Linked DNA regions of Homo sapiens: region 1 is linked to region 2. A link is an interaction called in ENCODE POLR2A ChIA-PET data of the cell type or tissue named here. Cell type or tissue: Panc1. All regions are shown on one strand. Each heading gives the region's core, and the rest is flanking DNA. Links, peaks and the distances in the headings are about the cores only. Region 1 overlaps BRINP3 (BMP/retinoic acid inducible neural specific 3). Region 2 holds the start of LOC105371658 (a long non-coding RNA gene).

Region 1 (12,704 bases), core at 2,757-10,756, 100 kb after region 2:
AAAAACTGTTAAATAAAAATACATGGAAATGCAATTAATCCATTTACTTTTATGTTAAGAGACTTGTAAAATATAACATATATTGTAGAGGAGTTAAGGAGTTAATATTTCAAAAGATAACGTTCTACGGGATTTTGTTACAAATTTTTCCTTATAATTTATATAGTATAATTACAAAAGTAATTCTAAAACAAATATCAGTGGGTTATATTTATGTATAGGTAATTTGAAAAATTATAACTTCACTCCTCAAGATTTCACAATAAAATCAAAACTGTAAAATGAAAAGATTCCAAGTTAATAATCTCTAAAATATCTTCCCATATAGGGAATAATGAATAAAGAGGAAATGAAGAGTACTTCAACTGAAATTGGATAAAATATTTTCCCATCCCAAAAGTTACTATAGAATCATTCTTTAATCATTGTACAATATTAAATGTAACCTTTAGCTGCTTTGACAATAATTATAAAAATACCTAAAATATTTCTATAATTAAAAACTATAAAAATAACTAAAATATTATACAAGATAATCTCAAATATTATTTTTAGGTTTATATTTATTTAGATATAAAATAACACTATCAACAGTTTTTCTCTCTATCTCTCATCACTTCTCTCGATATATGTAAAACAGGATGATATAATGGTCACACAATTAACAAAATTTTCAAAATTGCATTTTCAAAAAAATTAACTTCCTGACTCTGACTTTGGGGAAACTTATACTGTAGCTATAAAAAGCCATCATGAAGCTTGACTTGTAGCTTATGCTGACTTTGAGGATGTTTTATATGAAATACATAAGCACCTTAATATTAAAGCCACTGGATAATTTTCACAAAGGTTCCCCCTTTAGAAAATTTTGATATACACTAAATTTAATTCCATGGTGATTAGTGAATGGCATGTTAGTTTGAGATATGTGCTGTGTCAAGCAAAAATGCAAAGGTGAACAGAGAGTTACCCTTGACAATAAGGAGAAAGGCACTAACCAAGGAAGAGTAAATGTTCCCTCTCAAGATGCCATAATAGTGACACACTACCAGTTATCAATGTAGATTGTGACAGGAAGAGTAAAGGATAGGTTAATATCACCTCTATTGTGGAAGTTACTTGTTCTCTTTCACAGGATTCAATCTCAGACCCCAGAAAGATATTCCACTAGTATTTTCAGGCCTCTCTGTTTTCATTTTTGTCCCCAGTTGCCTATGACAGAGTAGAAATTAAAGAGCTCTTTTCTGATTTAAGTTTATTCTTTCTATCTATTGTGTCTAATGATGTCATTTTCAGAGTTGTGTGTCTATGTGGGAGATGACCCAAAAGGCGAGAGGCGTAGGTGAGTACGTTTCTTCCCTTTTGACTCTGATACAATGCAGGTCAACAGACATAAAAATAAATGTAACTTACCCTGCACTCTTATCTTCCACTCTTCCTAGGAGAGAAAAAAGTGTTGCTCATAAGTAGGCATAATGTTCATATGAATAGTAGAATAAAGGGAAAATGAAGAGTATTTCAACTGAAACTGGGTATATTAATTAATTAATATAATGTTTTTTTATATAACCTCAGTACCTTACTTTGGTTTGAATCTCCAGTTTTAATTTTGAAGTGTTAAATAACAAAAGCGTGGCATAAGACTATTTTATATTTAACCAAATAAGTCATGTCTTTAAAAACCAGATCAAAATTTTACTCCAAGGCAGAAGAAATAGCATCTAATTCCAAATTTTTGTAAGAAGGTCTGTAAGAGTACGTGTGTGTGTGTATGTGTATGGGTGTTTGAATGAATTAATGGTAGAAAGATGTTGAGCTGTGTGGTGATCTAATTAAGGGGCATGACTGGGGCCAGAAGTAGAAGACAGATAACCTAAAGCCTAAACAGTAAAGCTGAAACCGTGAACAGTGCCAAGGAAGAGAATGCAATGTGAGCCTAATTCTTAACAGATGCCAGAAATAGAAGTAGAAAATTTGAGTTTTTAAGTAATATTATATTAACCTCTTATAATGTCAATAATAAATTTTATTTCCTATAATAAAGCATTCATATACAATGGCAAAAACAGGACTCAAGCTATAAGTTCACATGTCGTGGGCAAGTTTTTTTAATTCTCATTTTGATTCTTTTGATTTGACTGAAAGGGAAGAACTAGTCATAGTGCATTAGTTTTCACAGAACAATACTTTGAATAACCACTTTAATATAAGATATGCTAACATAACAGACTGTATTTCTTCCAGTAGTTATCAAAAATCAGATTTTTAGAAAGGTACAATGTAGTATAAAATGTATTCATTGATTGTATAAAGTTCGATTATAGGAAACAGCTATTTGTAATTTTTGTAAAATAAAAGAAAATCCATTCATATGATTTGCTAAAAATATAATCTAAGGAAATCCAACAATGGAAATTTCTTTACCATCTGATATGTTTTATTCATGTCTCTTGCATTATTTAAATCGTTTCTCTTTTTACAAGCAAATAGGACTTATCTTGAAAAAAATTACACACGAATTTTAGAAATTAGAAAAATTTGATATCTTTATGTTAAGCCACAGTGTTCATTCAATATAATTATGTAAATCACCAAACTATACTCAAAACAATTTAAGTATTGACCTTAAAGAAATAAAACCTGCAGTCCGTTCTACGGCATATTTAGAAACTTTTAATTTCTATATACAGTGATGTTATCCTACATATCAACATTATCAAATAGATTATGTCAGAAAGGTGACCAGTAAAACTTAATTATAATGGAATGTCATAGTGAGAAATAAACTTAGAGAATTCCCTGTCATCTTCATTTACTAGATGAGGACTCAAAGACAGAAGGCTGATAAAATTTTATACATTTGTACAAAGAGTAAATGGTCGATAAAAGCATGAAACCTCAGTTCTATAACGTCAACTTATCACTCTATCCAACTATGTGTTGTCTTCGCCTCTCCAGTCCAAATGAGCTGGATTAAACTGACATAATACAAAAATAAATGATTTAACTTAAAAGTCAATTGGAAAATAAAAGATTGAAAAACTTATCAATGAAGTATGAGGACAACAAAGTCACAACCTAAGTAAACATTTGCAAAGTACTGATGAGAAAACAATTCTAATAAAAAACTGAAATCTTTTAGAATACAATTCTAATATACAAAAAAGAAAAGGAGGGTCCTAGATTGTATTTTTATAGGCTTTAAAAGTTAGATTAAAAGAAAAAACAAATAGTGAAATTCACTTATTTTCTCCTTAGATGGGACTGCTAAACTAATAGAGCAACAAGATCAGTCAGTATTCTGTAAAATACTTGAATGTTATGGCAACATTTGACTTGGTCAAATATAATCTCCTAATAGAGAAGCTAGAAAAAAAAAACCTAGAAATTAATACAGATCCACAGTGCTGTATCTGAAGCCCCTGAAGTCAAATGTGCTTCAGAGTTCAGTTTTCCATATTTTAGAGGGAAATGAGGAACACACAGTGTATGTTATGTAATATTTTCAATGGAATGTAAGGCAGTAACATATAATCAAGTACATCAGCATCCTTGCAATAAAACGTGAATATCTGCATTCAACACAAAAATAAAAACTATATCTCACATCTGTCCAAGTCAGGACAGGTTTCAAAGCAAAATGTGCTAAAAGAAAATGGTTCAGTTTCAAAGCTTTGGAATTTAGCAATTTCCATAAAGGGCTTTGAACCTGTACAAAAAGTTGAAATTTGTCTAATTATTGGAGGTTTCTCATTATTTAATTGAGGATATATTTTTTATTATTATTCTGCTAAGATATTTGTCAGTGATGCAAATGAATACATAGGAGCTATTCCTTTAAAATGTGCATATTTGGAATAAACCAGTATGTTTGAGTATAATTTTCAAGAAAAGAAAATTATTGACAGATTTCTCAAATAGGTCAAATATGTTTTTATTATTATTTTTAATGAGATATGGACACATGCAATGCTCTCAAGAGTAGGAGAATCTAGTTCTCCCTAATAGTACTTCAATAAAAGAGAATAGTAATGTGAAGTCTGAGTGTTATCATTGGATTAAACATTGAAGAGATAGAATTGGGATAGGATTAGAAGGTACACCCTGGAATGTGGTTTGCTCCCAGTAATTTGAAACATTTAAAGAATGGTTAGATGATCACTTGACAGTTATGCTATAAATGGGAATTAGAAAGCATGAGTTAAAGATCATTACTTTGAGTAGATACATTTTAATGTCATTTTCAATCTTTAGAATCTTTTGTTTTATTTGGGAAAAAAAACAAAACCCTAAATCCTGAAACGATCACTGCAAAAAAGGATTATAGTCTGTTACTTTTTAAATTGATAAACATGGAGATGTATTCCAATGAGTGTTAAACTTACTGTTGTATTTTAAAAATTTGCTTTCATATAATGGTTAAGTTTTGAAAGATTACATTTCGTGAGAAAATACTTTATGAATTTTAATGAGGTATGTTTATTTAAATCTAATTTTCTATTCTGTTTTGGGAAATAGTTGTGTGTGTCTTTAAGATAAGACCGTCAGCAAATAAGGCCACAGCAAAACAGAGATTTTGCTAATTTTTTAAGCCTTTGTTAATTTCTGGCTGACAAGAGAGGTAGTTTAATTAGTTAGCTACTAATATCTGTTTAAATGAGCAGCCAGGGAACTGTCCATCACAATAAGGATATGCAAAGCCCAGGCCATTCTCTTTGACTCTTTTCAACTATTTCAAAAGAGAAAAGAATAGGTAGATTCCACCTATGTGTAAATGAAGGGAGAATACTCAAAAAGTAATCACACACACGTAAATACGTAACATACTTTCGAGACAAATTAAGAAAATTGGATTTAAATAAAACAAGTAAGGTACTTACGTGTGTGTGTGTGATTACGTGTGTGTGTGTATTTTCTTCAAATGTGTGTGGTTACTTTGTGTGTATTTTCTTCATGCCTGTGCGTGTGTGTGTGTATTTTCTTCAAATGTGTGTGGTTACTTTGTGTGTATTTTCTTCATGCCTGTGCGTGTGTGTGTGTGTGTGTGTGTGTGTGTAATTTTGGGTTTGAGGTATAGGTGCCTTAACAATAAAATAGTGAAATACTTTCAAATATTGTGGAAGTCTCTGTATCTTTTTTTTTTTTTTTTTTTTTGGCGACGGAGTTTCGCTTTTGTTGCCCAAGGCTGGAGTGCAATGGCACAATCTCGGCTCGCTGCAAACTCTGCCTCCCGGGTTCAAGTGATTCTCCTGCCTCGGCCTCCCAAGTAGCTGGGACTATGGGCGTGCGCCACTGCACCCGTCTACATTTTGTATTTTTAGTAGAGATGGGGTTTCACTATATAGGCCAGAATGATATCAAACTCCTGACCTCACTCGGCCTCCCAAAGTGCTGGGATTATGGGCGTGAGCCACTGCGCCTGTCCAGCCTTCTGTATCTTGACTAAAAGAAAATATTCAGTCTCTACTAAAAATATAAAAAATTAGCCGGGCATTGTGGCGGGCGCCTGTAATCCCAGTTACTCGGGAGGCTGAGGCAGGAGAATGGCGTGAACCAGGGAGGCGGAGCTTGCAGTGAGCCGAGATCGTGCCTGGGCACTCTAGCCTGGGCGACAGAGCAAGACTCCGTCTCAAAAAAAAAAAAAAGAAAAGAAAAGAAAAGAAAATATTCAAAGAACTCTGAGAATCTTTAAAAGGAACTGAAGAGTATAAAACATTCTCTTTCCCTAGTTTAAAGTATCTCTGCTACTGGCAAACAAAATGGACACTCTGGCAAACTGGGGTATTCAAAGTTGAAACAGAACCAGGCAGCCATACCTGCATGAGGGAGCAGTGGGTCACAGACTCTGCATTCCCAGAAAGATGTTGTAAAAGTATCACAGGACCTCCCTTTCCGCATTTGGCTTGCCAAACCAATGTCTGTTATCCTTGCCAAGATAAACTGAGAGGTTTATCCCCCACCACCAGCAGTTGGAAACATCTGACAGCGACTTCTAGTTTGGGGCTTGGAAACCAACCAATCAGAACTTACCTACCCTGGCCAATCAAGGCCCAACTTGTATCAAACAATCAGAACTCAGCTGCAATGACTAATCTGAATTAAGCAAGCTTCATTCTTTCTATAAACAGACCTGATTGGGAACGTGGACAGGAACTTTGCTATAAAACATGAACAGTCAGCCAGGCAAGGTGGCTCCCGTCTATAATCCCAGCACTTTGGTAGGCTGAGGGTGGCAGATTACCTAAGGTTGGGAGTTCGAGACCAGCCTGACCAAAATTGAGAAAACCTGTCTCTACTAAAAGTACAAAATTAGCTGGGGGGTGGTGGCCCATGCCTGTAATCCCAGGTACTCGGGAGGCTGAGGCAGGAGAATAGTTTGAACCCAGGAGGTGGAGGAGGTTGCAGTGACCGGACGACATTGTGCCATTGCACTCCTGCCGGGGCAACAAGAGCAAAACTCCGTCTCAAAAAAAAAAAAAAAAAAAAAAAAAAAAAAAATCCCTTTGTTCTCTGGAATGAATTTTAATGGGGTGTGTTTTATTTAAATCCAATTTTCTTCTTTTGTGTACAAAGGCTGTTTCCCAAGTTTACAAACCATTCACTGGTATAAAGTCTCTTTCCTCAAATTTCAGAGAACTTTTCTTCATACCAATAATCAGTTATTAGCTTTTACATTTAAAATAAAATGGCTTACTAATATATTTCCTAGGTTTGTTTATATAAAAATAGTATGCTTTTTATTTATTTATTTTTATTTATTTTTTTATTTATTTATTTTTTGAGACAGAGTCTTGCTCTGTCGCCAGCCTGGAGTTCAGTGGCTCGAACTCAGCTCGCTGAAACCTCTGTCTCCCAGGTTCAAGCGATTCTCCCGCCTCAGCCTCCTGAGTACCTGGGATTTACAGGCGCGCACCAGTATGCTCAGCTGATTTATCTATTTGTAGCAGAGACGGGGTTTCACCATATTTGCCAGACTGGTCTCGAATTCCTGACCTGGTGATCTGTCTGCCTTGGCCCCCCCAAGGTGCTGGGATTACAGGCGTGAGCCACCGCGCCTGGCCAAAAATAGTAGGCTTTTTATATTGCCTTTGTTTACTGGGAAATTTGGAGAAATAAATGAATGGAATATTTAATAAGATACGTACGTCCTTTGTGTAATTTTTTTCAACCAACATGTTTTAACATCTTTATATTATCACATATCACGTCAGTAAGAGAAGCAAGTTCATGAACAAATATTACCAATTAATTGGTGTAAGACTCTTTTAGAGGCTGAATTTTATTGGAAAATTATTATATCCTAAGGCAGATTATGGAATTATAATTCCTATTGAAAATTATGGGGAAGTTAAAAAATTTACTTTGGGGAAATTAAAAAAATAGGCAGCATAATTTCAAAAAACCAAAAAACTTGCTACTTCTATAAAGATTGGTCTAATTATGGATATTGGATAAATTAAAATCTATTATAAACCATAAATAGTACACATTTCAGCTTTAACTTTAAAATACAATTTGAAAATGAGGGTCTAATCTTTTACTTTCATTCACAAGTGCTTATTAAAATGAAAGAGATAATATTATAACTTAATATTAGGACTAATTTATTTAAACTCGATTAAAAAATATTGTCAGCATTGCTATTTTATTTTTATATAAAAGCAGAAAGGACATAATGAATGTAATTTTAGAATCTTTTGTAACTTAGTGAGAAACATCATAATGCAAATCACTTTTTTCTCATTAAATTTGATTTAAGTATACACACGCATACACACACGCACGTGCATAACACATACTCACACACACACACACACACACACCCTCAAGAAAAATGTCAGGGAACCCTTCAAAGTGCTAAAACCCAGTTTTTTTCCTCTAATTTTCAATTTCACATTTTTGGGATGGTGCCCATTAAAAAAATACATATTAGCAATTCAAAAGCTCCAGCAGAGTGAAAACAAAAGAGAACAAGCCTGATAATTCTGGCAATTTCACTTGGAAGAAGACCGCAGAGATAATGAAAATGAAGAATTAGAGTGCTTGGCAAAATGGGATTAGATAGAGAAAAATAATCAAATAAAGTATTTGTTTAAATGCCAAAACATCATAATTGTTGTTTACTATTCTGTAAATAATTGTGTTAACTAGCAATCTTGTTTATTTTGTCATTATAATAGTAACAAACATGAATACACTATTAAACTAAAAATTATTACTTATAAATTGTTTTAATTATTACAAAAGCCATATTTTTAATTTATAGTAACGATTATACACAATTCTCATTAAGAACTGGCTCTTCTGACAGTGGATTATAGTTTCTAAACTATTTATATTTCTATATTATTTCTGGCTGAAATTTTCCCAATGGCAACTGTATATTTCATTTGTGAATTATAATTAAATAACAAAAATTAAAACGTATTATATGGTTTAATCTCAAAATTAGAGATATAGCAATATTGTTGTTGAACACATATATTCAAATTATTTTGGTTATTAATGTGTTTTGATGATTATTTAAAATCACTACCTAGAATACTCCTCTTAATTTATCATTGCACCAAGTGTGTTAACAGTTAGTGTAGTGATTTATAGTAAACCAACCAACTAGGGTAAAAAGCTTCCTTCTTACTATAGCTTCTTCAATATAACATACAAGAAATAGGAAAAAATTAGATTGGTGGGGGAAAGATAAGTAATTACACAATTTATGTTCCAATATACACAAATAAAAGTATAAGCGATTCTTAGATATTATTTATGAAGAAGTAATTGTAAGTGATTTTTGCAGATAAATGCCGATATAAGAATTAACCACAGTACATTTTTGTTTTAATGCTTTTAACCTATTTGTTCTGATGTTTCCATTTTGCTTTTGATATCCAAAAAATTGAACTTTATAGCTCAAAGGATCTACAGACATCTAGTTCAGCCTTAATTTTACAAATGAGGAGACTGAGGTCTGAGAAATTAAGTTACAAAACTGAGTGAATACAGTTGGTTTTTGTCAAAGACAGAAAAGAATACATGCCTCCTTGCTTATAGTCAAGAGGAAATATTTTAATTGGGATGCACTTGATCTTTAAATCCAGCATATCCAAATGCAAAGCCAGTGCCTTTGATGGGTGAACAACTGGCTTGCTCTAGGAAATTAAAGACAGATAGAAAGATAGAAATAAAAAGAAAAAGTGTATAAAATTAAATAAAACAGAAAGATGAAAAAGTTCTGTCTTCCATGTATTCATAATTTAAGTTAGAAGGTGATTTTAGTGCAATATACATGAAAGAGAAATTCAGGGACATGAGGGGCAAACAAAAGTTCAGCATGTTCTTGTTTTTATTTGTGAATATGTAAAATGGAAATTATTACAGCTGTTTATAGGAGTAAGTAAGATAACATGAAAGCACTAATTACATAATGAAAATATAATATTTAATTTCAATCTCTTTTCCTTTTCTAGTATGGATTGATAGATAGATATAGACCAGACTATTACCCTATATATATAGTGTAAAATAGTATATATATATATATAGTATAATTTTTTTAACCAACATTTTTGAACATCTTATATATATATATATATTTGTGAATAGCTTATTATACACTAGAAATAAGATGTATTAATTTCTTTTTAATTTCTTAAATAAGAAATAATTCCAATCTCTTTCCCTTTTCTAGTGTGGAAAAGGGAAAGAGATTGAAGTTAAATATTGTTTGATATATATGTACAAACACCACTTTTGCACTATATATATATAAAATATATATATATAAATGTACGTACACACACACGTTTTGCAGTCTCTCTTTCTCCCTATAGCTCTCTCTCTCTCTCTCTCTATATATATATACTACATATAGATTTGATTCCAAAACACTTCTGACGTATGTTATAGTCTGTCTTTCACATACGAAGATGTTTAATTATAATTATTTTAAAAATTAGTGTTAAGGCTCAAAGGAGAAAGTATGTTTCATTATTTTAACTCTATTTTTAACTTTTGCTTAAATAACCCTGGTATATCATAATTTAAGTGACTTTTCAAATAAATTATAGCTCATCCTAATGTTTTTAATAACAGCTAATATTTTGCCTGATCATAAAATTTACACATACTCATCACAAAAAAGTGAGAGGGAAAACCTATAAACCTTTACACAAGAGATACCTCAAACGTTTAGGTGGAATACTTGTAGGCTTTTTAGTATACATTTGTATATATTAAAAAAGTAAGACCATCCTAAAATAATTAGAGCACTATTTTATGTTTTTAAATTTTTATGTGTTTTGTTTTACTTAAATTTGAAGGAATATGAAAGAATTTCCTATTGTATTGAATATCCTTAGAAAATAAAACAATATGTAGTACTATTAAAACTGAATTCTCAGTTTTCTGAGCAAACAGTTTAATTGATTTCTTTAAATTTGTATTCTTAATATCTAGTTTTAAATTTGCATTCTTAAGATTTTTGAGAATTTTTAAAATAAGGATATATTTAATTTATTATGTTAAAATTTTTCTTTGTGGGTTAGAATAAAGTCAAATTGAGTATACATTGCATGACCGTATTTAAGATGTATGTTACATATTTAGTGCACAAAATTCCATATATCAGTACAATTGCACTAAATTCTATATTTAAATAATCTTTTTTCTTAACACCCCTACACTTGGGGTTTGTGTGTGTGTGTGTGTGTGTGTGTGTGTGATCTATTTCATCCATAAAAATCAAAATAGCAGATTAAAGTTTCTTGTGACAGTTATGTTTTTTTAATTTCTCCTGGAAGATCTATGTATAATTTACTATTCATTGTATAGTGATATATGGCATTAAAGAAAATCGATTATCTTTTTACTTTTTATGTTGGGTCTAATTTTGTCTTAGTTAACTTTGCTAAAAGTAGCACATTCAAAGAAATTTTTAAGTCTGATTATGATAATTATTTTTAGAGCTGGAAATATTTACACTTATTACATTTGCTATATTTTTGTTTTTTCTGGTCACCTTGTTTCAAGTTTGATAATTCTATCATTTTCATTTATTTTTAAACTTTTTATATGTTTGTCTTTATATGTAGCAGGAAATTTTCAAAATACACATGAAGCTTTTTACATTCACAAGTTGTTAAGGTTGGCAATAATATTTTAAACTTAATTTTTCTGGTTGAAAATGGAAATATTAATAAATTTGAATTTCCACTCTCTGCTTAATTTTTCTAAGGTTTTACTCAAATTCAGATCTCTAAGTATTTATTTATATCATCGGAGTTTATAAACCTGGGTCACTTAAACTTAATAGTTCTCTTTATTGTTAAATACTGTCTCTTCCAAGAATTATATTTTAACATTTCCTTGAAATTTTAAAACAATATTTACTATTTTTCACTAAACTCTGTGTGATAATTTTTAGTGTGAATGACATTTGTGTGGCTACATTTTATTTTATTTGCACTATTATCACACCCTCCAAACTCCTTTTTATTTTCACCCTATTTTTTTCTTGCCGTATGGTCTTCTGTTTCTAGAGATACCACAATTTCCTACAATCTATTGAAGAGACCAGGCATTCATGTGTGCTTGTTTGTGTATGTGTATATCAGGGAAAGGGATCATGAAGAGGTAATCTCTCCTACTGAATCTTTAAGATATTTATTTCTTTCGTTTAGCTATTTTGAAAAATGTGTTACCTTCTCCCTTCAGTAAAAGCATGGTCTCCCTACTATTAACCTCATACTGTCATGTAATGCAAGTCCAAAGCTACTGTTGTATTATAGCATGTATATATATATATGTACATAATATGTATAATATATTACTGTATTATTTTATTTGTTATGTGGAATAGAGAGGGCTCTATCAATATGTAGATTTTGCTGAAACAGGATGTGTTGATCAGTGCCTCCAAATCCTTCTTTGGTTTGCAGGAGACTGCACTGATATGTAGTGGTTTGGGCTTAATTATCAGTGTATAGCTGAGGCGGAATTTACTCTGACATTCATTTCTCTGACAATCTGAACAAGAAAGTCCAGGGGAAACAACATTAATTACACTAAAGTCTATTCCTCTCCCTGTTGGTAATTTAATTCTGAAAGTCCTTGTTCCTTGTCATAGATATGTAATCATTAATATTAGTACTCGTATATTCCCTTCCAGAGTTGCCAAATGTAGCAAATAAAAATACATGGCAAACAAATAAATTAAAATTTAAATAGAGAAAAATATTTTCTGCTTCTTTATTTTTTGGTTTAATTGTGTCTCAAATATTACATGGGGCATCCTTATTTGATATCTTCCTACCACATCATTCTTGCCATGTGCCAATTCCAAACATGGTGAGAGAGAGAGATCATTTTTCTGTGGCTACATCTCAAGGTAGGATCCTGTCGTAGAGAGGGAGCTGCGAAGTTGCTATTAGGATCCAACTCTGGGCTTCTGAGTAGTTAGCTGATGGTAATGACACAGCTCCCTTCTGTATTTAGGGTAAGTGCCACCTTTGTTGAGGCATTTGGGCTTGCTCATCTGAAGTATTAAAATATGTTTTGCTAGTCTTATAACTTTTAAGAAGCTTATAACTACTTCAATGCCTCTCATATTCTGGCAGAAGGTTACATATTAACCATAATTTTCTGTGTTGTTATGAGTTTTCATTTTCCCTCCTGATAATTTATACAGTATTTTAATAGGAAGTTTG
Region 2 (12,704 bases), core at 1,677-9,676:
ATGATTCAAGGATAACAAACTTGATCTGATGTCTAGGAAAAACGTTGCAAATCTAAACTTGACATTTTAGTAACTTAAGCAATTGAAGAAGCTTTCAAGAAATCAAATCTCAGAATGCAATGCGAATGACATCTTTTCTTTTGCTGTAGTATCTAAAGCTAGTAGGAAACTAAATAGAGCAGACTATCTAAGCCTAGCTCTAGAGGTAATTTGTCATTTTGTTTACACTATAACAGAGTTAAGAATTACTTAATAAAGGACCTTATGTCTTGGATATTGAAAGAAATGTAAATTTGTTATTTTTTTCTGAATATTCTAAGTTGACTCTATTGTTGAAAAGGTAAACTTTAAGTACATGGTAATCTAAGGGCTACTTATCATTTCAACTCCTATTGTCCAGAGGAGAAAATAGTTTATTTGTACCGGCACTGCTACTAGTTATGATATGTGCATATATTTTATTAAGAAATGTTTGTAGACCAGAATATGGAAAGAAAACAAATGATGCATATCAAAACATAAGTGATGTTAAACGGAAATACACTGAACAAATTTTAGACACATGCCTGTTTTTGTCTATCAATTTATAATAAAATTGCTGTAATAGTATTTTTTTTTCCTAGTGGGCTGTGTCTTGCTTACCTGTACTATCTTATACTATCCAAGACCTCTGTAGAAATAATGACAGTTGATCACATTTTAATGTAAGATAATGTAATTTTAGACTTAGAAAAGGTAAGGAGTTTTAATTAAGAAAAACTATCATATAGGACCTTCATTTCACAAAGGACTAAAAACATAGTTATCAATATATTCTTGTTGTCAGTAAAAGGGAATGTTTCTTATGCATAGTTACAAGGTGTGATGGTGTAAGCAAGTATATATGAGAAAGTTTGCTTTTCCCCCACAGGCAGAGTATAGCTGATTGCAAATGCAAAATAAATAAATAAATAAATAAATAAATAAATAAATAAATAAATAAAACAATCTTTTTTCTTCAGCTTTCAGTGCAGAAACTAGGCAGCACACACATAATATTGAAAGAATGCTCAGCACAGGTTAATTTGCCTTACCCTCTCTAGGACAGTGGCCTTTCAAAAGCCTCACAAAAATAGTTAATCTACTTTATCACTGTTGCTCTTAAAGCTTCACAGGATACTCTGCAAAGCAGTAGCTGCACTGCAGATAGCTCTAAAGCTTCATTAAAATCAAGAATATCTTTGAAAAAGGATTGTAATCCTAGACTAGAAAAAAACAAAGTCAGATTTTTCCCTTTGTGGCTGGTAGAAACCCTGATAACATTGAGAACTCTTACACATCTTTCTACAGTATCTGTACAAGCTGCACTAGAATCACATCTCAGTTCACTGAGTTAATGACCTAGAAGAAAATAAGTAGGTTTCTCAGAAATTAATGCTTAAATGTAATTGAAGGTCAGGCAGATAAATTACGTTAAACCAGTAAATTAAAATCCCTGAAGAGGAGATCTTTTTCTGTCCAAACAGAAGTAATTATGGACATATTCCTTGGGCAATGATTTCATTCAGAGTGGCTCATACAATGTTATTCATGTGGCTCCTCTAGTATTGCCCACCTGCCAACCGCCTCCCGTACTATTTAAAAAATATTAAAACAAGCCAAACCCTTTTTCTAACAATATAATTCATTTAGGCATTTATTTCTGTTATCGTATGGGTGTGTTTTGAGTTCTTCATATCTTATCTTCAAAAGTGAGTTTTTACTTAGCAGAGACACACAGTAGATCAATACTTTATAGACATTGTCCTGATTTTATTTGTGAATTGTAATTTAAGATTGCAAAAGATGTTGATTTATTCTTCTGTCAAAAGGCATATATTTTCAACTAGGCTTCTATGTCCATTTGTCCAATTTATTAGACAGGTGCCTTATGACAGCACTAGTGAAATTTGATTGATTACACTTACTACCTATGACTGAGTATCAAAAAGAGGAAAGAAAAAATAGCTATTTCTATAGCCACACTTAAAACTGACTCATATTTTATATATTGAGCCTATACAATGTGGGGAAATCAAAGATAAATAAAATCCTTAGATAAGAAAAGCTTTCAATTCAATGTATCATAGGAATCTCAAATGACCTCTGGGTTATGTTATCTGCTGGCAGCAAACAGGTAGTGGTTTTACTGACTTGAAAAGTAATCAAGGAATAGAAAAATGGAGGACACTCCCCAAAAGACATTTGCCAAACTGGGTGAGGCTTAAAAGTCTTTATTTGAGCTGCTCATCTGAAAGCTCATATTTTCCATCTCATAATCAAATCTTTGAAGACTCTGCTGCAGTACAAAATCTTTTATGACACTCCTTTTGGGTCTAGCTCAGTATATACTCTTCCTTCTTATTGATTGATTTATCTCTCCATGGGTTTATTATGGGTCCCTGGACTCAAGAGGAGATAGTTTAATATCTCTGGAATTATGAACAATTTATCCCAATCTTTCTAATATTTCAGATTGACCAAGCAAGTCTGTGTTCCTGACACCCACATTTGAAAAATAGAAGACTATTTACTGGAACTTCAGTGGCTATAATGAGTAACACCACACAAGTTCTTAATTTATTTCCCCACATGCATACTAGAATAGAACCTTTCTTATGAATGAGAAAACAAAATCTCATAGGCCCTGTCAAAAAAAAAAATCTGTGTAATGTAATGTCAGCCACACTTCTCAATGCTAAGTACTTGGTCCTCAGCTCAATCCTTATTCTCTAAAAGAGGATCAAGAGTACCTGGATTCTAATGTAGAGAATACTCTATGTGAGCAGATATAAGCAATGAATTTGTCTGATACTCATTCTTTTTTTTTCCAAGAAATACTTTTTAAGGCTTAAAGATGTATCATTTAACAGGAAAGACAAAATTTTCTGCTCTTGTGCAGTTTATACTCTGTTGAGTAGAACTTATATTCATCATGTTAGGGACAAAGAGAAAAACTAGCACTAATTATCTGCTTGAGATAACTGCTATGCTCCAGTAGTTTAAGATGAAATCCGTGGTCCAGTCATCTGGAATTTAGAAGATCCATTACCATCACACTTCACAGAAAAGCAATCAGCCACTAGTTAGTAATTTTTGTTCTTCACATTGGTTAGTTGAACAAACACCTCTGTCTTTTTCAATGCTAATCTATGGTGAACACACCTACAGTAATGTCAGCAAACAAATTAAAATGTAGTAGGACAAATAATCACTTTTAATGTTTTTCATGTTCTGTTAGTATAAAATCTCTAACTACTTTTATTATACATGATAATATATGATGTTTAATATTTCTTCTATATTTATCATGTTTTATTTGCACAAGAGCTTTAAAATGTACTTTTCTTTCAGTGTGTGTTCCCTGGTACAAAGGCACTTCAAAACGCAATTTTATTTTTAATGTAAAAGTAATGCCACCCATTTTGTAAGCACATATAGCATAATACTTCCAATGAACAAAACAACAAAAAACGTGATCTATGAGTAAAGACCACACATATATTTACAGAAGGAAACCATTACTCTAGATTTCAAAGAGTTATCTTTTGACTGGCTTTACAAGATGACATTATTTGGAGATGACTATAAGATGGGAAAAAGAGGCAGAAATATCAAAGTTCCATAGTTGAAAAAAAATTACATGCACAAAGACAAATACACAGATGTAAAAACATACACAGACACAGACATATATATGTGTGTGACATTATCAGGAAGCAATACTAACACTTTCATGTTTCTGCAGTGTATTTGTTTCCTGTTTCTACCTAACAAATTATCACAAATTTAGTGGCTTAAACATTATACAATTATGTTAAAGTTTTGCAAGTCAGAAGTCTGATGGATGTCACTATGCTACAATCAAAAAGTGTCAGCAGGACTGAGTTCTTCCTGGACACTATAGTGGAGGCCCTATTTCTGTGTTTTTTTTTTTGCAGTTTCTAGAGTACCCCACATTCCTTGCCATGTGACCCCATTTCTATAACTTCAAAGTCAGCAGGGTTGCGATGGGTCTTTTTCTCAGTCTTGCATTTATCTGGTTCTCTGTCTTCTGCCTCCCATTTCTACTTATAAGAATTACTGTGATTATGTCTGGGTCACCTGGATAATCCAGAATAGTCTCCCCATTAAGGAGGCTATCATATAGTATTTTTTAATTAGCAACCTTAATTCCATCTCCAAGTTTACTAAGTAACCTAGCATATTCACATTTTCAAGCATTAAAATGTTGACATTTGGGGGGCCACTATTCTGCTTACATATTCATGGTTAGGGCTTTCTGTGCAAAAAAAAAAAAAAAAATGATGGGTTATAAAGATTCTGAATGTTTTTCCACAGGCCCATTTGCTTTTTACATCCTACTGGTGTTTAACCTGGAGTCTTTTGCTATTTTACGAAGAGTATTGAAACATGTCTCTCTGGAGTCAAATATTTCATTTCAGGTAGGCACTTGCCCATATATATATATATATATTTCCAAGTAAGATGTTTATATTAGGGATGTAAGATTTTTCTTCCTCTCTCATGAGGGCTACTGTTGGCAACTGGGCAGCATGTAGCCTATATAAACTTCCAGAATCATAATTTTGGGATTATTCTCTTGCAGACACCTCCCTTTATGATGTCAATCTAAGGGCTGAGCTAAGGGAAATAAATGTGATTATTGTAAGTAACAATACTTCTGATCTCAGTTATATAAACTACATGTACATTTTTAGGAAAAAAATGAATAAATATAGATGTTTAAACATATGAAGTATATCTCAAATGATAAATGTTTGTATTTAGCTGTGGCCTAGAATAAATACAGAATTTTCTTATGGGCCAAAGACAGAAAACGGTGTTAAGATCAAGTGATGAAAAGCTTTGAATACAAGTTTAAGGAGGTAGACTTCATTCAGTAGGATTCGAAGAACTATGGTGGCTCTTTAAACAGAACTGCGGCATAGCCATTAAATGTATCTAGGAAAAATATCTACCATCAATCAAAGTACAGGTTGAAGTTAAGATGAACAGGCGATGTATCAATTATTGATTTATTAAACTGAGGGAAACTGCTGCATGTATAATGAGGAAGAACCACCCAGGGTTAGATTTTGGGAACGGAGGAAGAGTGAATTAAAAAGTTGACAGAAAAATAAAATGAGTTAGGTTTGAAGAGGTAAATATTTAAAATTCTGTGGCAGATATACTTGGAAGAAGGTGGCTGTTTAAGGCTAGAGTTTGAGAGAGAAGTTAAGACTACAGATGAATAAATGCAGAAACTTTGCACAGTAAAGTGAAAACAAAACCAAATTAGCCTGATTTTGAATCTTGATTCTGCTATGTACTATGGTGAGCTACTTGGGAAAGTCAGTTATCCTTTCCAAAACTCAGCTTACTTAACTGTAAAATTGGAAAATAATAAGCATTCTGCACAGGTATTATAAAGGAAGGATGACATATAAATTAAGTGCATATTTGAATGCCTTGTATATAGTACATGCTCAACAATCATTTTTACTTTTATTATTATCATTACAATAATAAAAACCATTACTAGTATTATTATATTTAATCTCTAATTTGTTAGAGGTGTTAGATTAAAGAAAATTGGTAACATAGACCAGGGAGAGTACGTCTTCTACCAATCAATAAACCGACTCTGTATGTACTTCAATTACACTAATAAGGACAGAAGAATCATAATAAAATTATTTTTACTCAAAAATGAAATGGGCTGTATCATACTCAGATATCAAACAGCAAGTAGATTTCTTCTTATAAATATCTATAGTCATAAGCTTATTCCTATAGACTTGTTCCTAAGTCCATGGTGCCAAAAAATTGTCTTCTGAAGCATTTTACTGTCATAATGTACTCATAATATAAGGACAAAGCAGACAGCAGCATTATACACAATATCATGAGTAGACCTAGTGCTCATGAAAAAATATACAAAAAGTAAATATCAGTGGAGAGCTATACAACATATATGTGATAAAACGAACTATGTTTATTCACCAAGATAAAATATATTGTCCTTCAATTTCAGTAGAAAAAAATCTTCTTCTATTACTAATATAAAAAATAAGGCTGTTTGTTGAAATATCATTAGATAGTAACTAAATTTTTTGAGACCTTTATATGCTAGGAACTGTGCCAATTGTTTAACATACATTAATTTCATTCCCCTTTGAGTCTGTTACTTCAATACTTTCAATTTCGAGCTCAGTAAAGTGATAGAGAGAGGCTGAGTAAATTCTCTAAGGTCAAATAGTTAGAAAGTACTAAACTTGATTATTGCCTAGGCAGTTTGACGCTACAGAGCTGTACTTCAACTATGATTGCTGAATTGGCCATCAACAACAGTACCCTCTCAAAACTTTTCAGTGCAAACATAAGTAGCAAAGATTTGATTGTCTATTACTATTTTCAGTTCACAATTTTCTACTCAGTATAGCTCTGAATCATTACTAAATATTAATGTCATCATCATGACTTTCTTAGAGAACACTTTTTCTGATAATCATGGTTTCTTCTTCCATTCATCTTGAAAAATCTGACAAGAATCAGACCACAAAGGAAAGAATGTGCATAATATCAAGTGTTCACTGATAATCAGTCATGTTTGAATCTCTTAGCTAGGAGGTAGTTGAAAAGTTTAACATAATAAATAATCTAGCTAAATAATGATAGTGGTAGACACAGTATTAAATTATTGCTAGTCAGAGTATAAAGTTCAAATATTTAAACAATTTAGCATTATTTTAACCTATATGCCATCAACGACCTTAGGGAATAGACATTCAGAGGAGATTATTACTACAGAATGATGAACACTCGCTTAAAGCAGAAGTAGTGAGCACTGTGAGAACTATATAATTGGCTTTAATATAATTGTATTGAATATGCATTACGTACATTGTCAAAAAAACTGTCACAAATGATTAATAAATTTTAAAGTCATGGTATAAATTTCAGAACATTTTATTAAATCCATTAACCTGCCAAGTAGTTTAGTCAGGGTCCTTGTTCATGTATGCACACCTTTAATATCAGATCTACTGTAAAAGTTGTAAACATTGAGACTCATTGGTCTGAAAATGACCTCAATAAGTCTACTGTCTCTATACCATTCATAACCAGTTGTGCATGTTCATAATCGTTCCAGAAAAGAGACACAGATTTTCTCTGGAAAGGCGATTTGAAAGATCTAAATCCAGATTACTTAAAATTAAAAAAAATTAAATTCCAATTTGCCCATGAAATTGAAGCAATAGTTTAGAGCTCAGAATCGAAATAAAACCAAGACCTGGAATCAGGAAGAACATTGGAATCAGATTCTCTGAGCATTTCTTTCTGCTTCCTCTCTTCCTTCTTTATATTCTTTTAATCAATTTTTGCTTGGAAATACAATATTATTAGTAATATTAGTCATATATATCTATTTCATCATATTGTTATATGAATTAAAATAGAAAATGTTAATATTAGAATTAGGAAAACATGACAAAATTATGCAAAATGTGCATGTCAAATTATTTAGAAGATTATTGCTAAAACTAGCTAGCCTAACTTGAAAAACCTGTCATGGAAAGAATTAAATTACCGAAATCAACAACCAAATAGCCATTTACCTTCAGAAAAAAAAAAAAAAAAAGAACACTTGTTAAAATAGGTGGAACTCCTTATTAATTGTCTTCTTAAAATAGTAAACAGTGGAAAGACAATCTATTAAACAAAATATGTTCTTTCTTTAGAACATTCATTGGAAATCATTGCCAATTATCTTTCAGTCCTAAAATTGATTCCAAATATAGAAAGATGCATCCTCTCTGTAAATGATCAAAATAAAGATAGCTTAAATAGTTTAATTTTAAAATGTCTATATTTAAATAAATTATAATAGTCACAACCTGCATAAGTGAAAGATTAGATAAAATGGAAAATAGTGACATTTTAGAGCATCAGACATGAGAACAATAAAAGGGTTAAGAAAATGTAGCATTTCTAGCAGGTCTGTCATTTTAATATGTTTGCAAAGGCAAGTACAGATATTCTGAGAATAACCATCAACTGTAGTAAAATGATTAAACATAAAACAAATTTTAAAGACACTTAAAATATACCAAAAAACTGCAAAAGCCTTATTACCTAAGAGGTAAGAGGATATTGCCAAAATATATAATCAAAAAAGTGAAGATTTATTTATATGTGAAATATAACTAATATAGGAAAATAATGGGAACACTCAAAGCTATGGCAATAGGCTGCTAAACTGAAGGCAAGTGCTTTGTTAATATATAGTTAGTTGTATGCAAGACATTCTTACACTTTTTTCTCTTTAAATAATAATGTATCCTTTTTATCTTTGGTATTTCTGTACTATTTTCTCTGAATCTCAAACACTTTTTCGTTTTTAAAAAAACTCTTAGGTCTTGAGTGTTCCTGTGCTTATTCCTTGCCAAAGGATGTGCATTTCTTGCCAATATCTACCTAATTGTGGTTGCAATGAATCTGAGAAATCTAGCTAATCTCACTTAATCTAGATCATTTTTTAATACAAAGTGCTACCTTTCCTTAGAATATGCATTTATATTTTTCACCCTTCTTTTGCCAACAAACTGCCCCTCATTCTTGAGTACCCAGTTTAGACTTTATCCTCCCTAACAGCGATCTCTGAAATGCCCCAGAATAGTATACTTACATCTTCTTAGTTAACCAAAATATTTTGCATATTCTTATATCACAGCATTTGTCACAGTTTTATTATTTTCTGTTCATTTGGATATCTTCCACAAGAAATAGTGAATACCTTAAGGATAAAAAGTGTCCTATATTTTTATGGTTGTTCTCTTAGTAACTAGTACTCAGAAGCCTCTCAATAAATATGATTCATTAAATCATTTTTACAGTCAACCAGTAATAAGAAAATAGCTTATGGAAGGCAGGAAAACACAGTAACACCCCTCACACACACACAAAGTCAAAGTCAGTAGCAGTTACCCTAATAATAGCTATCATTTGAGTGCATGTTATTTATCAAAGGCTTATAGACACTATAATTATTATTATTATCTTTTTCTTTAGACGGAGTCTTGCTCTGTTGCCAGGCTGGAGTGTAGTGGTGCAATTTCGGTTCACTACAACCTCTGCCTCCCAGGTTCAAGGGATTCCTCTGCCTCAGCCTCCCCAGTAGCTGGGACTTCAGGTGCGTGCCACCACGCCCTGCCAATTTTTTTGTATTTTAGTAGAGACGGAGTTTCACCATGTTGGCCAGGATGGTCTCAATCTCCTGACCTCATGATCCGCCCACCTTGGCCTCCCAAAGTGCTGGGATTACAGGCATGAGCCACCGCGCCCAGCTGACACTATAATTCTTAATATTCACAAACATTATGCAAAATTGGAATTTTATATCCGAGGAGGATTGAGACTTTAATGGACTAATCTGTTTCTCCAGGATTTTGTATCTTTTCTGCCTAACTCACCTCATGGTCTATATGCATTCAGTAAATACTTGCTTAAAAATAAATGCAGAAATACCAATTTTCCCAAAAATTCACAATTTACAGAAATTGGCAGAAAATATAGTGAATTTCTCATTGTACTCACTAATGCTATAAATTTTTATTCTTATTTTTTTCTCCAGTAAACATAAGGATCATTGAAGTCTTGTGTTCGTGACCCATAAGATGACCAGATGCTTGGAATAGAGCTTGCTTTATTTCTTTTCTGTTACTTAGAACTTTTCAATTATCAATGAAAGAACTAACATAAACATGTAAAAATGTTCCCTTTATCTTTTACAGTAGGTGGCCAAGGAGCTAGATCACAAAGTAAAGAATAAGGTTATGCATTGAAGACTGTCTATATAAAATATAAATGCAATCATAAGTAGGAGCATAAGTTGAAACAGCAATATTTTAATATAGAAAATGGAGTAGAACAAACTACAGACTTAAACCTAGGAAGCATATGCAAAGTATTACTCACTTCACTTTTCCTTTATAGAGCCTTTGATAAAATTCTAATAGGGAAGAGAAGCTTTTGTTCAACAGATAAAACAGAAGTAGCTGTTCAGAAAGAGTACATTCAGAGAGGAAAGAAATGACTCCCCATGGACCTAAAATTTAGAAAGTAAAATAAAATAAAAGATTTTTATCTGAGATATTATTGCCTTAGTCCTTTTTGGCCTGAAGACTTTATAAATGTTTGGGCCATTTGCTTTGAACTCTGCAAATTGAGTGGAGTGCTCTCTCTGTGTGAATTCAACCAATAAGTGCTATTTGATTAGTGTCAAAATGTTCTACTAGTAACTAACAAATCTGAAGAGAAAGCCAGTCACCTCCAAATAATTCAGGTCTGTGGTCAGATCCTTTACACGAAATAAATAAAAGCCTCACAACTTCTTAAATTCAGTTTGTTTCTGTCTGTGCTTATATGTCTAAAATTATCCTGATATATCTGAATGGTTGTATAAAGAATTCTAATTTATGCACAAATCATTGCTCTGTTAACAATGTCTCACTATGGCTCCATATTTTCATGATCTAAATGACCCTGGAAATATATTAAGCACTTTTACATCTTCCAAAGAGTCTACTATTTTGACTTGCACTGCACAGGTGTACTATTAAATTGTAGGTGCATGTTTAGTTTTTGCCTTCACATACCCAGAGTAGGCAATTTGTATTTATTCAGGTATAGCAGACACACTTCTTCAGAGTTCACATTAACCTTATTTAACACAGCTACTTAGGATCAACCTTGATTTAATCCAGTGTAAAATTCACTGCCCACAGTAGATGAAAACAGGCACCTATTTTATAACACAACGCAACTTGTTCTTCAATAAATACCAGATTATCTTTATTTTTGTTTACTCTTATAATTTGTTGAGGCACATTAAAGAAATTATGAGGAACTTATACATTGAGTTCATAAAACGTAGTAGCTGAGCTTATGGAAGCATAATACTTTGATGAGATGGTATGTTGATCGGCCAGTGCATGGGATCATAAATTAAACAGCATAAGCAGTTCTACTAAGCTCGGGTATATCTGGCATGTGAGGGACAACTGACACCAGAAAATGACAGCTGCCTTAGTCTAGAGCTTAGTTTGGGGCTGATTCAAATTCCTCAATTTTTAAAGAACACACCAAAATTGGATTTCTCTATTTTTATTTTCATGAGCCACTAAATTTCACCAACTTTAAATTTATTATTTTCCAATAGTTTACAGAGATAGTAGGCAAGGTTAAGAGTGGAGAGTGAGTCAGTAGGGAAGTGAAGAAGGAGAAACAGGAGGTATTAATTTAAAATGTTAATTTTTTGAAGTATCTTGAGGTGAATGAATCCAAACCCATATGATAGAGTTCTAAAAAAGTTAAAATTAAGGATATAAATCTGTTTCTGCCTGGGTTGACAATGTGCTTTCTATTAGTCATTTAGGAAAGATCAAAGGCTATTGGAGATTGTAGGCATATAGAAGCTAATGTCTTTTTCTTAGAATGTAGTAGGATCATTGTTATTAGAATTTATAACAGCACAGTTCTAAATAGGCTTCTACAGCCAGTTTTGAATTAACACTTTGCATTCTTCACATAACCTACAGAAGCATGTGACACCATTTCTTCATACAACATTTTATGGACATTCTAAAATATGAAAAGTAAGGATTTCATGTTTTGGAAAGCAAATAAAGAAAAATGTATATATTCCAGCCTTCATAAAGGGATAATAGAGGAAGAAAGTGCTTACCATTAGATATGCCTAATTTGAAATTATCATTTTAAAATTTAGTATGATAATTATGAAAGCCAGAATTAGTATCTCCTTGTGTGTGGACGAGAAAATGCTTTTTTAGTACAGCACTTGTTCTGCTGTGATATAGAGTAGTGTTAGGGTGCAGTCAAATAGTCTTTTAGGAATAAAAGGAGAATACAAGGAAAAGTCAGAGGCCAGAATTAACATTAGCATTTGACTAGAAAACCAGGAGGCTTCCAGATAAAATGGCAAGGAGGTACAAACAAAACCACGCCCTTGGTCAAAAGGATTGTGTTCATTAAGCATTAGAGCTTATAGGATCATTGAAACACAAGGCTAAAGCAGACAAACAGATGAAATAACATGAATTTCATTCATCGCTCTACAAATCTCCTTAAATGTAGATCCACAGCTATGTTCTGGAGGTAACAGGTCCAGAAAAACAGCATATTTCTCAGCTAACAGTCACCAGAGGAGGTAAATGCTGATGACTTAGATTCCCAGAAAAGTTCCTAAAAAGTACAAACTACTGGCAATGCTCATTTTCTTCTCTCAACATTCTTCATTTTGATGCTTGGAATAATATTATTCCAGCCAGAGCTCCAGTTACACAATAGAAAATAAGAAGACCTTAAAAATGGACACCAAATACTAAAATGCTAAACTCAAAAGACAAAAGGAACTAGGTCACTAATAACCATGTGCATCCCTGGATTCTCTAGCTTTACTGAGAGAAAGAAAAATGAGCTAGTTTTTCAAACCACTGTGAAATTGAGTTTATTTTTTAAACATGGCTATGCCTAATCTAAATCTAAATGCCTACCTTTTCTTAATAGTTTAGAAAATATGGCAGAATTTGGGTCTGTATAACCCAAATGACATAGCAGGCAGGATCCTGATGGCCACCTGCCAGCATTCATTATGTTCCCCA

Evidence for each region. Peaks named below come from ENCODE experiments on the same cell type or tissue, not always from the same donor. Only the 100,000 strongest peaks of a DNase experiment are listed, where the experiment ranks them.
Region 1: POLR2A ChIA-PET joins it to region 2 with 10 read pairs; 2 of 35 experiments call an interaction of 5 or more read pairs at or near these places.

Annotation. Positions count from the first base shown.
Region 1 is chr1:190,437,774-190,450,477 of GRCh38, forward strand. All of the region lies in intron 2 of BRINP3 (BMP/retinoic acid inducible neural specific 3), which reads right to left. Among named protein-coding and RNA genes, the nearest start is that of BRINP3, 34 kb to the right of the region's middle. RefSeq lists a silencer at 5,893-6,093. In Panc1, for the core only: no CTCF peak of the experiment used is centred there; no DNase peak of the experiment used is centred there.
Region 2 is chr1:190,338,070-190,350,773 of GRCh38, forward strand. All of the region lies in intron 2 of BRINP3 (BMP/retinoic acid inducible neural specific 3), which reads right to left. It overlaps LOC105371658 (a long non-coding RNA gene), which reads left to right and starts at 4,372. Exons shown (of 3, transcript XR_001738344.2): 1 at 4,372-4,463; 2 at 4,628-4,686. In Panc1, for the core only: no CTCF peak of the experiment used is centred there; no DNase peak of the experiment used is centred there.